Regions from separate parts of the Mus musculus genome. Here region 2 is linked to region 1. The links are chromatin loops, found by intact Hi-C in ENCODE. Cell type or tissue: left cerebral cortex. All regions are shown on one strand.

Evidence for each region. A loop is a pair of places that touch in the nucleus more often than their neighbours do. Peaks named below come from ENCODE experiments on the same cell type or tissue, not always from the same donor. Only the 100,000 strongest peaks of a DNase experiment are listed, where the experiment ranks them.
Region 2: a loop joins it to region 1, with 2.7 times the contacts of the local background. A loop is called at or near these places in 2 of 42 quality-filtered maps.

The regions. Positions count from the first base shown.
Region 1 is chr3:80,802,161-80,810,160 of GRCm38, reverse strand. Gria2 (glutamate receptor, ionotropic, AMPA2 (alpha 2)) reads left to right here and starts at 7,468. Exons shown (of 16, transcript NM_013540.4): 1 at 7,468-7,864. The coding sequence starts at 7,777. In left cerebral cortex, a CTCF peak has its summit at 4,610 (motif pointing right); DNase peaks (open chromatin) are centred at 4,621, 7,340 and 7,956; H3K4me3 peaks cover 1,328 bases; H3K27ac peaks cover 1,909 bases.
Region 2 is chr3:80,606,260-80,614,259 of GRCm38, reverse strand. No RefSeq gene overlaps it. Among named protein-coding and RNA genes, the nearest start is that of Gria2, 190 kb to the left of the region's middle. In left cerebral cortex, no CTCF peak of the experiment used is centred here; DNase peaks (open chromatin) are centred at 3,643, 5,596 and 6,245; H3K27ac peaks cover 1,978 bases.

The DNA.
Region 1 (8,000 bases):
AAAAAAAAAATACCCTCTTGCTGTTGCCATGTCTTTCTCTGTCACAGGAAACAATCAATTCTATGCAACAGCAGGCCTGAAAATGAAATTTTGCTTATATCATACCAGACAACACTCTGAAACAATGGCTACTGACGGCAGGAAGAAAGTTGAATTTTGGATTCATACCCACATAATCTGTCTCTGATAAATCTAACATGACAGTTTTAGAATAAGGGAAATAGAGCCACTCAAGGTTATGCGAGACAGTCTGCTTGAAAAAGTTCTGCTCCTTGTTTCTAACATTTCAGCACAGTGCACTGACTAAGGAAAGCATGTCTCCATCCTTGGCTGCATTCTAGATGCTGTGGAAGGTGACTGCCCTTTTCCAAGTTGGGCATCTCAAGCTCCTCTTGAATCAAGTCAGCAGTGCCTCTGGCAGCTGTGTGACTGCACTCTGATTGAGGGTAGAGTAGTGGAGGCTATAAAGTGCAAAATCAGAGGGAATCACTTGGAAGCCAGGACATTCAAAAACCAGCAAGCCAGCATAAAATCAAACAAAACCAAACAGAAGAAAATAGCAAGAGAAGCTGTAGAAATACAGCAAAGAAAACCAAAAGCTCAAGTGGTCCAGAACAAAGGGAGCTTGCTTATAAGAAGCCTGTTGAGTTCAGGTGCTGAATAAATCACTGTGTATCTTTGAAGGAATCAGCTTTAAAAATAGTTTAAAATAGAAACAAAAGAGATACACCTTTTAAAATTTTGCATGTTACACAACCAAGTGTCATTAACTCAAGGCATAAAATGTCACAGCCTATCTCTAGAACTGACTTGCCTTGCACAATTGAAACTACACAATTTTTCAGCATAATCTCAGTTTTCCATATTCCTGAGCTTCTGTGGTACACCATTTTAGTCTGTGCATCTGCATGCTTGCTTATTTGAGAACATCAGATTAGTGGAGGAATGCAGTATTTGTCCTGTTGGTACAAGTAATCTCACTTGACATATGTCCTCAAGAGTCAGCTTTTTATTTTTTTATTTTTTTTTATTTTTCCTTCTTCCTCTTAATGGCAGCATACTATTTCATTGTGTGTTTGTGTCATTTTTATATCTTCATCTGAAACTTGTTTTGTTTTACTATCTCTATAACTAGCCTATTTTCACTGTAACTATTATAAACACAGAGTGTTACTAGCTCTTTCAAATATTCACTCGAATTCTTCTCCATATAAACTCAAGGGAGGCATTGCTCCTTTTTTGTATGTCGTAGGGAGAAAGTCCCATACTATTGCTCATATGGCCAGTATCATTTTACTTTCCTGTTGACAGTATTCAGGGATGCCAGAAGCTCGTTCTAGTTACCACCAACAAAATTATGCTCTTTGGCAGGAGCAAAACTTTTTATGAAACACCAAACATTACTTTTAATGACTTCATGTAGATTACTTTCATAACATGAGGACAAAAAAAAATGACAAAAACAACCTAAGCAATGAACGATGCTTTGTATTGGCTTCCAGTATCCCAGTTCATCATGATGGGGAATTCATGGACTGGCACTTGTGACAGCTTGTCACATTGTTTTTACAGTCAGGAAGGAGAAATGGATGCATGCTGATGTTCATCTTGCTTTTTAACAGTCATTTAATTTGTTATTCCAGCCCATTAATTGGAACTAGGGACATTTTAGATATGTCTTCCCATCCCGATTTATCCAATCTAGACACGTTCTCCTAGAAAAACCCACAGATCTGTACCCCAGGTTATTCCAGATATTGTCAAATTGGCAACCGGATTAGCCACCAGATTAATGTGTTTTGATTGCTTCTCAAATATTTTTTCATTTTTACTATTTATTTTAAAAATATTTTAAATTGTGTTAGTGTGAGTAAGAGTTTATTCTCTTGAGTTTAGGTGCCCCCTGAGGCCAGAAGAAACAGCTGATTCTCTTGAACTGGAGATGGGTAGTTGTGGGTCACTGAATGTGAGTGCTGAGATCGAACTTAGGTCATTTTCAAGTGTAGTGTGTGCTCTTAATTGCTGAGTCATCTTTCTAGCCCTCACAAGCATCATTAACACCCTATTTTAAAGAATTAAAAATTGGAAATTGTTTGGTGCACCAATGTGCAAGGTTATAACATTAAACTTATATTGAAAAGAGGAAGAAAATGACTCAATATCGATAAAACTCACATTTAATATTCATAATGAAATTATGATTCATTTATTCTGACTTATTTGGCCTTTTTAATAAGTAGAAACTATCACATGAAACACTATCATTATATGAATCTCATCCCTTTCTTTTGTACATTTCTGATTTTCAGGGCTCTCCAAAAATCCCTGGTGAGATCATGTACTTTCGGGCACTGTCTCCTTCCATGAAAACCAACTTTTTCTCTCTCTCCATCTCCTTTGGTTCCATCACATGCAAGTCTACTTGCAAGTCTTAATAAGGGTCTATCCTAAATAGTTTTCAATACAACATTTTTGCCCTGTCTCAAGTGGGGTTCTTTTAGTTCCGGCCCTTGTAGTCCCTTCTGAAACACAGACTCACACTGTATCTTCCTACATTCTGCATGCTCCCACCTAAACACTGCTTCCAAAATAGCCTGAAAAGCAAGTTTTAGAACATTTAGCTCCATGTGATCTAGAAAACGTCCCTTTCTCCTGTAAGATAAAGCAAAAAATATGTATATTTTATACACATATAATATATATTTATATACTGTATACAATTTAAGCTATAGTCCTGTTTGTTTCTGCCACCAATCTTTGCCTTGTGTTCACTCTCCTAGAAACACTGAACTACTTGTAAGTCTCAGCATGTGCCCATGATTTGCTGATGTCACTGGCTTTCTATGAATTGCCTTCCTAGGCAAAATGCTAGCCTTTTCTTAGCTAAACCCTGCTTGACTCAGTCCAGGTGTGAGCCTTTGATGACATGTTTCTCCCTTTGAAATCCAAGATAAAGTTGGCATTAGAGATATTTGCCTGCTATTCTACTTTGCTTTCTGTTGCTGTAATAAACAAAATCCACTTGGAGAGGAAAGGGCTTATTTCAGTTTATAGGTTATGATCCATCATTGAAGAAAGCCATGAGAGGATTTCAAGGCAGGTGCTTGAAGTAAAAAATGGCAGAGAAACATGACTCACTGGGTTTGTTTGCTGGCTTCTCAGCAACCTTTCTGAGCCCACCAGCCCAGATACTGCAGTGCTCACAGTGTCCTTGTACCTCCTCTATCAATCAACAATTAAGGAAATGCTCCCATATACATACCCAGAGATTAGTCTAATGAAGGTAACTGCTTGATTGACGTTCCTTCTTCCTGTGTGTGTTACCTTCAAACCCAAGATAGTCCATCACAATGACCATCCTTAACTTTCACTGATAATTTGCACAAAATCTGAATTTGTCATTTTCTCATCACATTTTTTGTTGTTGTTGTTTTGTTTTGATTTGGTTTTTTGTTTTGTTTTGTTTTGTTTTTCAAGACAGGGTTTCTCTGTGTAGCTCTGGCTGTCCTGGAACTCACTCTGGAGAGCAGGCTGGCCTCGAACTCAGAAATCTGCCTGCCTCTGCCTCCCAAGTGCTGGGATTAAAGGCATGCGCCACCACTGTCCAGCTTCATTATATCATCTTAATCTCGTAATTTATAGCACCAGGCATAATAGATAAATACCGTAGTCACTTGCTATCTATAGATGCTATAATTGAATTTGATGTTATTAAATCCTTCAAACATAAAGTGGATACTGTTTTTCTATTTTAGGATTCTATACTTTAAATATCATATGTATATACAGACATACACCTACATATATCTATACATACACATTTATAATGCTTATGATTAGTAGTTTTAGATATGTGTCCTTGGGCTTTGAATTTGACATGCTGAGTCAATAATTTAAAATTCTGAAAAACAACAGTATGAACAATATTGTCTCAATCTTAATGTTTAGCTATATTTTTCTTAATTGAGAATCTCAAAATCCATTTCTCTTTATATATTTAGATCTTTACAACTCTTCTTTTTTTTTTTTTTCTGGTGTCTTAGAAAATAGGGTCTCATGATTAGAACACTGGAACGTTGTTCTGTTTCTTTGGCCATCTCCCATCTTTTGATGGGTTTCAATAAAGCCTTTCGGGGTTATGATGACTTCTGCTTTGTCAGACTTTATCAGTACAAACTGTAACAACTGAGTGAATAGTACAGTTTTGACTAGATATGCTTCCAGAAGTTTGTTTCAAGTCTGTTCAAAATTACCTCCACTCCATTCTCCATGCCTGACAAAATTTCTCTATGATAAGTATTTTAATTATAAAATATGAATATAAAATAATTGAAGATTTGACAAACACTTAAATTTGTTAGTTTGTGAAAGTTTACTTTAAAAATTAAAAGAAATTATAATTGAAATAAAGGTGGACTAAGAATGAGAAAATATATATCTAACTGTTATCATCCTACAAATTATATTTCAATATAAATATATTTCAATAAAAACAACAGCAGCAACCAACCACTGAAACAATCAATGAGAAAGATAATATTGATTTTTACTTTTTGTGAATTTTCTTGTATCTGAAAGGCTGCTTAAGAGCTACAGAGTTTCCAGGAGTGAACAGCAGAGGGCAGAAAACAGCAACTAGGTCCTTAGAACCTATTGTTCTATTCAATTTCTTTGTAATATTCAAAATTGATTTTGTTATTGATAAATTTAAGTATTCAAGAAACACGAAGCTTTGTGGCTTTAATGGGTGATCTTTATGCTTATAAAAAAACAAACATCAGTATTTTTCTATTTACTGTATAACCATTTACTCCATTCAGTTTAAAGTCATTATACTTAGACAGCATTCTGTGGTGAAAAGAATATCTACTACTTAATGTAGTGCATTGAAAAGCTTCATGGAAGATCATATTAATGTAATTATGTTAGTTTTAGTAGGAAATGTTTCTAGCTGTGTGAATGTCAGATGTTTACCTAAGTTTTGAACATAGATTTGCTACTAGAGTAGCAATCACATTTCAAAAATGCCTGATAAAATGTTATAGACTATGTACAATTACAATTTACCAGCAGAATGTAATGTTTGATAAGGTTGTTTATATTCCATGGGGATAAAGCACTATGATTCAGCAAGTTCATGTTCTTTAAGGATGAAATCCAGTCAATTTTGAGTTCATGACTGCCCTTGAATTTCAAATAGGTTAAAATGAAAGCTGCTTTCGAAGAGTCCCTTTATTTTAAATTTTAATTTGCTTGCCAGACACATTAATAGTATCATACATTTTTTCCATAATCAAGCTCCTGTCCCTTTATCATCAACTATCATCCCAGAGCACTTTGGATGAGACCGAAGATGCTCTGGTGGCAGACATTGAACAGCAAGTATAAGAAGCATGTTACTGAGACATTTTCCTTGCTGTATCTGTTGACCTGGTTCTATTAGAAGTTCATAAACTTCAAACCACTCTTGTGCTGGGTGTCAGAAGTAGAGGTGAAAATGTGTGTAATTTGTTTGATTATTCTTTATGTAACAAGTTGGGGTATTTATAATTCTTGTTTTACCTATAATTGTATTCTTATTGATTTTCTACAAGGCTTTGTATGTTCCTATTTAGAGGACCTGTTTAAATGAATGTGAAATTTTTGATTCACAGGTGAGATGAATTATTGGTTATAAAAAGAAGGTATTTTCACCCAGAATATGTCAGCTTATAACTTTAGTATATTATACATATGTTATGCATTCTTGCCTTAGGAACAAACACCCCCCTCCCACACACACACGCACACACACACACACACACACACACACACACACACACACACAAACACAGACAGAGGGGGAAACAGGGGAGGAGAAAGAGAGTGAGTAACAGAGGGGGTGGAGAATGACTTAAAATCACAAGCTTACAATATTTGGAAGTCACGGGTATTACTTTGCTTTTTTGCTTTTCTTCATTCCTTCTCATTTTCATGAGAAACATGTATTTTAAAATTTGTTTTAATAAATAGGGACTTTTAGACCCAGTGACTAAGGCAAAGTATGATTTATGATGGTTAAAAACCATGTGTGATATTAAAGTCACATTTTCTCCATAAGGTTTAACTATGGTGTGCTTTCATGCACTTTGGGCCATCAGCCAGTTTTCCCTTTGATGCTGTCAGCTTCAATCTCCTGGCTCCTGGCAACAGATCTCTGAAATGAGACCTCTTTCATTTCTCTGTTTAAAACAAAACACATACAATTTGGTAAAGAATTTCTGAGGCTGCAGAGAGACTTGCCACGCAGGTATATAGAGATGGCTTGGCATGAAGTGGAGTTTTGAACATAGATTTCACAGGCATATACAATCATCGCTATGCTTTACCAAGCCCCTTCTCACAAACTTTAATTTTTAATGTATTCGTTACAATCCAGATACCCAAGCAGGCTCGGTGTAATGAGGTAACCTACTTCCTTGAGGCAGTGATTATTTTTGAAACTTAAGGCCATAATGTAATGGGGTATCTGGTTTGTAACTAAGAGTGATACATCCATTCTAGACTACTACCCCCCCCCCCCCCCCCGCAGAAACCTACGGTTCTTTCAATCTCTATACAAAACGGACATCTAAGAGCCAAGTCTACATGACTCTACAGCAGGGGGGAGTCTGCACTGTAGTACAAGAGCAATCCACAGGCAATGTGGCTTGAACAATCGAACCACTATCCAAAGGGGCATACTCTAAAGATGGATTCCTACACGAAGTCTTTCAAAGGTTTGATCGAGTTACCCGGGTCTTGGCATCCTTTTATAGTTAAGGATAGAATTTTGGGTTTCCCTGAGATTATGCTTGCATTATAGGAAGCTAAAGTTCACGATTTTGGGAGTTGTCCCTTCAGGGAGTATTTTGTTTGCTTTTTATCTGGGTCAGCTGAGGCAGAAGGCAGTGTGTGGATACTGCTAAGTGGATTTTGAGACAATCAAATCATATTCGTTGTGCTCAATGTAAAACAGGGCCCTACGGAAGAAAGCTTCGCCGCCAACAGCAATTAGCAGTTCGGCTTCCTAGGCATAGCAACCGGAAATCAGTTTTGCAGCATTTGGATCTGGCTGGAACATCTCTGCAGCTACAGTAAACCCTGCAACCTCAGCCCATAGCAGGGACCAAAGCGCTGTCCGCGGTGCTAAAATCGAATGCGCAAGACTGGAGGTCTCTAAGAGGCACCAGGCTGCCCGGCTCTGAGCCGCGCTTTCTCGGCACCGCGCAGAAGCTGCCAGGGCTGTGCGGGGTGCGGGGCGCTGTGCGGGGGAGGGGTGGGTGCGCGAGCTCGCCGCCTGCCTCGAGTCGCGCACGCGCGCCCGGGACTGCCTGCCCCTCTCTGTGACTTTCCTGTGTGTGTGCGTGTGTGTGTGTGTATGTGTGTGTATGTGTGTGCGCGCGCGTGTGAGAGAGGAGAGAGGGAGAAGAGAGCTCGAGAGAGGGTGATTGTGTGAGTGCACGGGAGGGTGCTGATATTCCCAGACACCGGGACCACAGCAGCAGCTCAGCTAAAAACTGCATTCAGCCAGTCCTCGGACTTCAGGAGCAGGGACAGGACGCAGGCATCAACAGCCACCAGCTAAACCTGGGAGATAAGGATTCTTCTGCCTTCACTTCGTGGTTTTAGCAGCTCCTTGCTAAATTTCGACCTCAAAATGCAGAGGATCTAATTTGCTGAGGAAAACGGTCAAAGAAGGAAAAGGAGGAAAGGGAAACGAGGGGATATTTTGTGGATGCTCTACTTTTCTTGGAAATGCAAAAGATTATGCATATTTCTGTCCTCCTTTCTCCTGTTTTATGGGGACTGATTTTTGGTGTCTCTTCTAACAGCATACAGATAGGTAGGTACCTTTTGTGTTATGCCTTTGAATTGTGCATAATTTGGTGGTAATCTTTGTTCACAGTGTGCAAATTAATTCATGTCATGTAGACTTATGTCATACCTTGACTGCATTCCAGATTGAAACTACCTAGAAT
Region 2 (8,000 bases), 200 kb after region 1:
GGGAGGAGCACTCCGATTGGTTGGCTAATACCATGTGTTCCTTGCTGAAAAATATACATTCAAATAACATTATACAGACTAATCAGGCTGTATTTATGTATTTTTAGAATATCTTTCTCTCTCTTTCTCTCAGTATTTCTCTCTGTCTCTGTTTCTCTGTCTCTGTCTCTCTCTCTCTGTCTCTCTCTCTCTCTCAGACATATACACACAGGTAAAGGAAGAGGAAATATTAAAAGTCAAAAAAAAGAAATAATTTAAAAAATAGACATTTGAGAAAACACAGCCTCTGTAACAAACAGTGATAGTAAAACTAATGGATCAAATATCTGAATATAGGACCTGAAACTTTAAAATCACTAAGGAAAAAATATAGGAAACAGGTAGGCCTAGACCAGGACTTTTTAAAGTATAGGACACTAGTTGCTCAGGAAATAAGGCCCAAAAGTCGACAAATAGAACCTCCTAAATTTAAGAATCATCTGAACAACAACAACAACCACAAATCAGAAGAAGGACATATGACAAAATCAGAGAAAGTCTTTGCCATTTATACATCTGACAGAAGATTAATACCAATAATATCCAAGAATATAAAAATATTAATCAAACAAACAGTCTGCTGAAAAGTGGGCTAATTACGTAAGCAGACATTTCTCTAAAGGAGAAATATATATGTATAATAAATATGAAAGTGTTCCAATATTAACCATTGGAAAAATGCAAGCTAAAGTTAAATAAAGATTCTATTCTGTCTGTATAGTGAGAATTGCTTTCATCAAGAAAACAAATGACAACAAGGAGTGGAGAGAGTATGGGAAAACCCTTACTGGATGCTGAGAAGAGTGTCTGTCAATGAGTATACACACTAGTGTGGCCATTGGTGAAGCCATGAGTGTAGTCATTGGTGTAGTCATGAGTGTAGCCATTAAGGGAAACCAATGTGGACATTTTGCAAAAACACTAAAAAAAGCAGAACAAGTTTATAAGCCATGAATACCATTCCTGGACATAAACCAAAAGGGATCTATATTTTACTACTTGGCAACTTGCACGCCCATCTTAATTGTGTCCTGCTCATAGCAAGAACATAGTATCAGCCTAAATACTCATTAGACAAAGAATGAAAAGTGGGCTAGTTACCTAAGCAGACAGAGATAACGAGATTGTGGTGTATAACCACAATGGAATTTTATTCAGCCAAGAAGTAAAACAAAATTTTCAAGGAATTGTAAGGAAATGGAAAATGCTGTATCAACTGAGGTAATCCAGGCTCAGAAGAAAAGCATTGTTAAAAAAAAAAAAAAAAAAAAAGAAAAGAAAAGAAAAGGAAAAAAAAAAACCAACATACAATGTTGTGAAAAAGAAAATACATGCAGTGTCTGTGCATTTGCAGCCATACATTTTAAGTTAAATTTCATCATAAATTGTAATAAACTAAGGACAGTATATTTCTCCTTCTTTGAAAATCAAATATATTCAGATATAATAATATTCACTTTTTTATTTATCTAGGATGAGAAACATAAGTCATAAAAAGGCAATTACTGGGTCATAGAATATTCTTAATAATTTTGTTCTTGATTAATTGTACATAAAATCTTGCTGTACAAATGAGTCAGAATGATCTTACAAATGGGTGAGCTCTTGTTCTCTCTCTCTAAATCATCAGCAAGCATTCAATGGTTTATTTACCACTTAGTATCCACTGCAGATAGAGACCTATTCAAAACATGCTATACGGACAAAGTGGGTAAGAGCAGTCCTTTAGAAATTATGATGGCAGAAACCTATGGATGCACACACAAAGGAAAGAAAAGAAAATGGCAGAATTGGCCCTCAGTAGTGCACAGACATTTAGGCAAGAGTGGGCACTGTACAGGAAAGGGAGTTCGAGCCAGTGGTATATTACTGATACTTCACTTAAGGACTGAACTAAGATTATGCCGTGGAAGATATATGTATGCTTCTAAATTGCAGTTAGTGAAGTGCCATTATAATCATCCAAAATATGATTAGTTTTCCTTTTGCTGGAATCCTATAAGTAGGAATGAAAAGACATGCCAGGATCATAACATCACAAGTTGTATACATGTACCACGTGAAAGAAGATCCAGACTCGACACATGATTAACAGGATTTCCCTATCTTGCTACAAACATAGGTGAGAGATTCCATTTTCAAATAAATGGGGAAAGAAAACATGAGAATCTGAAAGGAAGACAGTAAGCTAGTAAACAAAAAAATATTCATTTTTATTTATAAATTAGTTTCTCTATGAATAATAAATGTAAGGGAGAGAAAGCTAGTATTGTTTAAAATATATGAATTCTTCAAGCTTTATATCTTCATTCCTATTAACTATTTAAAAACACCAATGCCAGGTATATTTGTATAAACCCTAACCCACTGATTTCTGGTGGCTGAGACAAAAGAACAGACAGACCAGCCTGGACTATACCAGGAGATACTGGTTCAATAAATGAAATCTTTCTAGAGGGAGTGTTTTTTTTCAGAGGAGAAACCAGGAAACGGGCTACCATTTGAAATGTAAATAAAGAAAATATCCAATAAAAAGACTGAAATAAATAAATAAATAAACAAATAAATAAATAAATAAAATCTTTCAAATTAAGAACAACACTCTACATGTGAAAGACATTGATGTTCTTTTCTTCATATTGTTTTAATTCCAACAAACATTTGAAACCAGTTAATGAATGTATTCGGAAGATAATTTGCAGTCTTCCTGAAACACAAATTTAAATCATAACTGTTAGAAGGTATTTTATTAAGGCATAATGTTAGCCTGAGATCAAGGTCTAGAGATTCTTTATCATCTTCAGCAAATGCGTCTTTGTTAAGTTCTGCAAATAATATTCTTTGTAGAATTATATAAATGACAATATTTATTAAAATTAGTATTATATTAATAATATTATTAGAGATAAGAATATAGTTTACTATGTGAAATAGTAAGATAAAGAAAGAGCTCCTGGTTGGGACTGGCGTAGTATTTACCAGCATTCTCTGCTATCCTTTCTCTACGTTGACATACGTAGTCTTGGGACTAATTTAGAAGGAAAACCTATACTCACACAATAACCTACACTCTATCTTTTTCCATGACAGTATCCTCATAAAGTATTTTTTTTAATGTACAGGAGTTATCTTATGTGAAGATTTGTCTCTTTCAACCTAATAGTAAATTTATTTTATTTTTATATTTGTGTGAACCCAGAGATATTCATTTTATTTGCACCAATACAGCATTGGCCATTTTTAATAGTATTTTAATTACTTAATCTAGTGCTTGATTGTTCATTTGACTCTTCAAATTGTCCCAGCTTTGGGTATTTATACTCTCTAAGTTTATGTCCTTTTAACATGACCACATCCAGAAAACTTAAAAATAATCCAAGAAAATATTCTATAATTAAAGACATTCTGAATGCAAGTATGATTAACTTGCTGAAAGAGACAAGTTGCACAGTAAAATTAATGGCATTTTTATGTCCTAAGAGTAAGCAGGATTTGACGATGCTTTGTGAGAGATAATTTTATGTGAGTTCGTGGGTGATCTTCCTTGTACCAGACAAAAAATGACACTTATTCCCTGTTCTCATTCTTATGCTTGCTCAGCTGGCAGGGACCTACTGCCTTAATGACTATTTCTGCCACACAGAATTCTTTCTTTGACTAAGCATATGTAAGAAAATACCTTTCATCTTCTTTTTCTGCTGCCCACAAAAGAGGGGTTGATTGGCTTGAATATTTCAGAGAAATAGCAAGACAGCAAGAATTGGAGAGCAGGAGAGGCATTCATTTTCAGGTAAAGGTAGACAGCAGCATATTTTCCCTCTCAGTGGGAATAAGATCTTCTGATGCATTCTATTATTGTCAAATACTCTTCACAAGCTCTACCAAATGTATTTATGAAAATATGTGATGTTATATGCAAAATTCACAAAACCTTAATGACACTTTTCATTTTTCTTTTAATTGATAAAAAATGACTGCAGGTACTTCGTATTTCCTAAGTAAATATATACATGTATCATACAACATATGATGTTCAAAACGCTGTGGTAGTGTGATCATTTTCTATAATTGCAGCTTCATATATTGAAGCTCTTGCAAAATTGTAGACACAACTAAAGGCACATAGGCATGCTATCTTGTCTAGCCATGAGAATCTAGCACCCATCAAATAATGAATTAGGCCTGGATCTCCTAAGGTCCTTATTCAAATTCTCAGGCATCAAGAAACTGTCCAAGAACTGGAGGTCTTCAATGATAACTTTTCTCCTTTGCATCTCTACTTCTCCTTTCTACGGATAAGAGGAGGAGATGCTGAAAATGTGATTCAGCCCTCTCTGAAGATTTCCTCTAGAACAAAAACACAATCATGGTGGTTACTGTGAAAGTAAACTCCTTTGGACTCATGAATTGTTAGACACACATTCCAGGGTAATTGAAGGAATGAAAGTATGTTGTGTGCGAGCAGTACCATTCATGAGACAGAGACCTGATGACCTGATCAAATAAAAGAGAGAAAGAGAAATCATTTGATTGCCAGCACTGCCTTCTCTGTTTCCAGATCTACCTAGTGTCTGCCACTCCTTAGACAGGAGCTGGTCTTGACCCCAGGACTTCCACAACATCTTCTGACCCATGAAGGACTGTTGGTCCAAGCAACTATGAGCAAAAGAAATACTTTTAATTACTTTTTATCAGGCATTTTATTCTAAAAATGGAAAGAGTAACTAAGCTAGTAATGAAGGGAATTATTGGTTATCTTTGAACAAAAGAAAGAATGATCAGTCTGTAGTGATGGTGTGTTATTACAGAACTGACCCAGATAGGAAGCTCAAGGCAGAGGCTTTTCTCTCACGTAACCAAGTGGTAACAAAGTCTTGAACTTTGAACACAGTACTATCAGTTAACAAGAGGCAATAGTTTGAGGCAAATCTAAGAAACAAGACCAAAACATTATATGGAGATATAGGAAGTGGGGGAGTATTCTGTAGGATAGGATGGGGGATGTTTAAACCTCATGTCGATAGCCGTAAATACTGTCTGCAGATTGCTTTAAATAACAAAACAACATAACCCCACTTTGCTGTCCAATAAAGGTTTAGATTCACAAGAATGTTTTAGTGACCCAAGGTAGACCATCATGTCTAGAATTATCACTACGAAACTGTGTGTTTTATAACTTCTTGAGAAAGACTGCATGGTGAATGTGATGATGAAGAAATGTGTACTTTTGTTGTAAATGTTGCCCTACAGAGTTTAGATTACGGCAATCCTGTTTAAATTTTCTCTTTTCTCATTCCCAACCATGTCAGCTTCCAGGTCTTGGTTATGGTTAACAAAAGTCTTAAACAGAATTTATTGACCTAATGAGTTGTCAGCTTGGTAACTGATTCCCTGACATTTTGTTAATGGGCTGCTTTATTGCATGAAGTTAACAAATGTCTCTTGTTAGTCAAAATACTTCATAGTTCAGCAACAATTGCTCATGGGAAGGAACGGAAGAGAGAGCTAATGTCAGACCACCCACTCGGTTTTCCTGTGTTCACTTTGTACCTTCCCTGTCCTCTCTGGCTTGCCTCAGTGCCTTTCCTTACTTGTGCCCTTGATAATAGTCAAACCCTTGTTCTTATTCTGTCGCCTACAGAGAAGCACATTCTTTTCAGTTTTAAATGATGTAGGAGCTCTTTCTTCTACTAGGAATCCATGGGGCTTATTATGAAAGGGTACATTGCGTGACAGTTTGAAAATAAAACTAATTAGCTCTAAAAATATAATCCTTTCAGTTCAGGCATTTTATATTTTCAATAATAACAACAGAAATACTCATTTTTACAGTGGAGAGTACATCATTGAAAATACAAAATATTAATAGTAGTAATGAAAATTATGACATAAATAAATGTCATGACCTTGAAGCCTGAAATAAACATTTCACTGGTTTCTATTTCCATATTTTAAGATTGAGTCATGCAAAAAGAATACATTAAAATCACATCTGTAGATTACAATAATATATGTTGAATTCTAAAAATGAATAATGATTTAAACATTGCAGAGAAGACTTAGATTTAATAAGAATCCAGCTCAAATCTCACTAGAGATAGTGAATAGCAGGCTAGCCAGAAATTCCATTCGCAAATGTCTGGACTCCTGCTAGGCATTTCCTGCACATTCAAAGCTCATCACAAACATCTCCAATTAGCACCAGAGGACATTGAAAAAGGTGAAAGAGTGTTAGTGTGCACTTGCATGCAGATGCTGCTACCAAAGAAAAGCTCATTGCAGCCAGCCTACAGAGACAGCAACCTTTTTTTATGGGAGAGATTTGCATATTAAGAAAGGAATTAGGATATTTACAAGACACTTTTCAGTATTCACAAACGAAAAAAGCTCCCCTTATTCTTAAAAACCTTTGCTTTTTTGTGGGTATAAATTCTTCATGCTATGTTCCAAAGGCCATAAAAGTTCTTTACTTTATTCAGGTTTATTAAGATATTGAATCTTAATGAGAAACTCATGTTAAAAGTACTTTCTTGTATCATTTCAAGAATTGGTGTTGAAAGAGCAAGTTATTTCTTGGCATATGCAAGTGCCATTAATTATCATTGCATGAGCTCATCATTATCATTAAAAATCATCTCCTATCCTCTACACAAGGTCATTTTGCTTAAGGACCATAAGAAGAGGAAAATGTAATGCCCACAAGCTACCATTACATTTCCCAAAACTTGGTTACTTACTTTTACAATTCTCTACTTGGATGCATACCAGCTTGAATTTTATTTAAACATTTTATATTTTTAAAGTTCAATGTTTGAGCCATTTTAACACTTGCTTCACTGTGGTAATTGATTAAATATGTATATATTTGTCATATTTTTATATTAGCATCCTTAGGCATGTAAAATATTGCTATTGGTGGGCACACTAAGTCTAAAATAACCAAATAGCAAATAGCAAACTAATAAATAAATCTATCATTTCTATGCTGCTCCCTATGTGGTTGTATTTAGTTCTGGAGGGAGGGTTGTTTTGTATTGTTCTTCATTGAAAAAGTTTCTGATTCTGAGTGCAGACATCTTGACACTCTAGTACTTTTGAGGTAATGATCAGAAAGAACCATTTTCCCACTTCAGACTCATTTCCAATACAGGTTGGAATAGATATCATATTATGAATTTCCAATAGTCTAAATTACAGAAACTTATTTTATTCATTGAATAGAGCTATTGGATTTACAAAGGTAGATCATGTTTTACAGTTCAGGTGAGATAATTTAATCCTGATAATTTTATTTGCTGTGAAAAACATGTGTGAAGGATCTGAAGCTATTTTATACAGGATGGTAGAACAGTCCAGGAAATGAATAGGTAAGAAGTTTGCTTTAAATTGGAACAAGGACATTTTGTTAATTTTAAGGAAAAGTAATAGAAATAGCATAACTCTCCCCCCCCCCAGAAGGAATGCCATCCCACCCAAGTTGGTAATACATCATAATAATGAAAGACCACATAGCCACTTTTTCTTCAACTCACATGTGCAGGATCTTTTGAAGCTCACTAGGATCAGATGCCCAAGGTGGGAAATAGGTGGGTTGTACATTCAGAAAAATCAGATGGGCTGAGAAATATAGGACTTTCTAAGGAAGCACTGGGATGGCTCTGTAGGTAAAAATAGTCTATGGGGGTGAGCCTAGCTGAGAATCCTACCAATAGAAGATATGGAGTCTCAAGTGGCCATCTCCTGTAGGCAGGCAGGACTTTCAGTAGAGGGCAAGGGACATCAACCCTCCCACAAAACCATCAACGCCAAATTTGTCCTGCATACAAGATATGCAGCAACAACCATGGAGCAGAGGTTGAGGGGATAACCAACCAATGATGGCCTCTATTTGAGACCCATCCCATGTAGAGTCAACCCCTGACACTATTAATGATACTCTCATATCCTTGCAGAATACATCT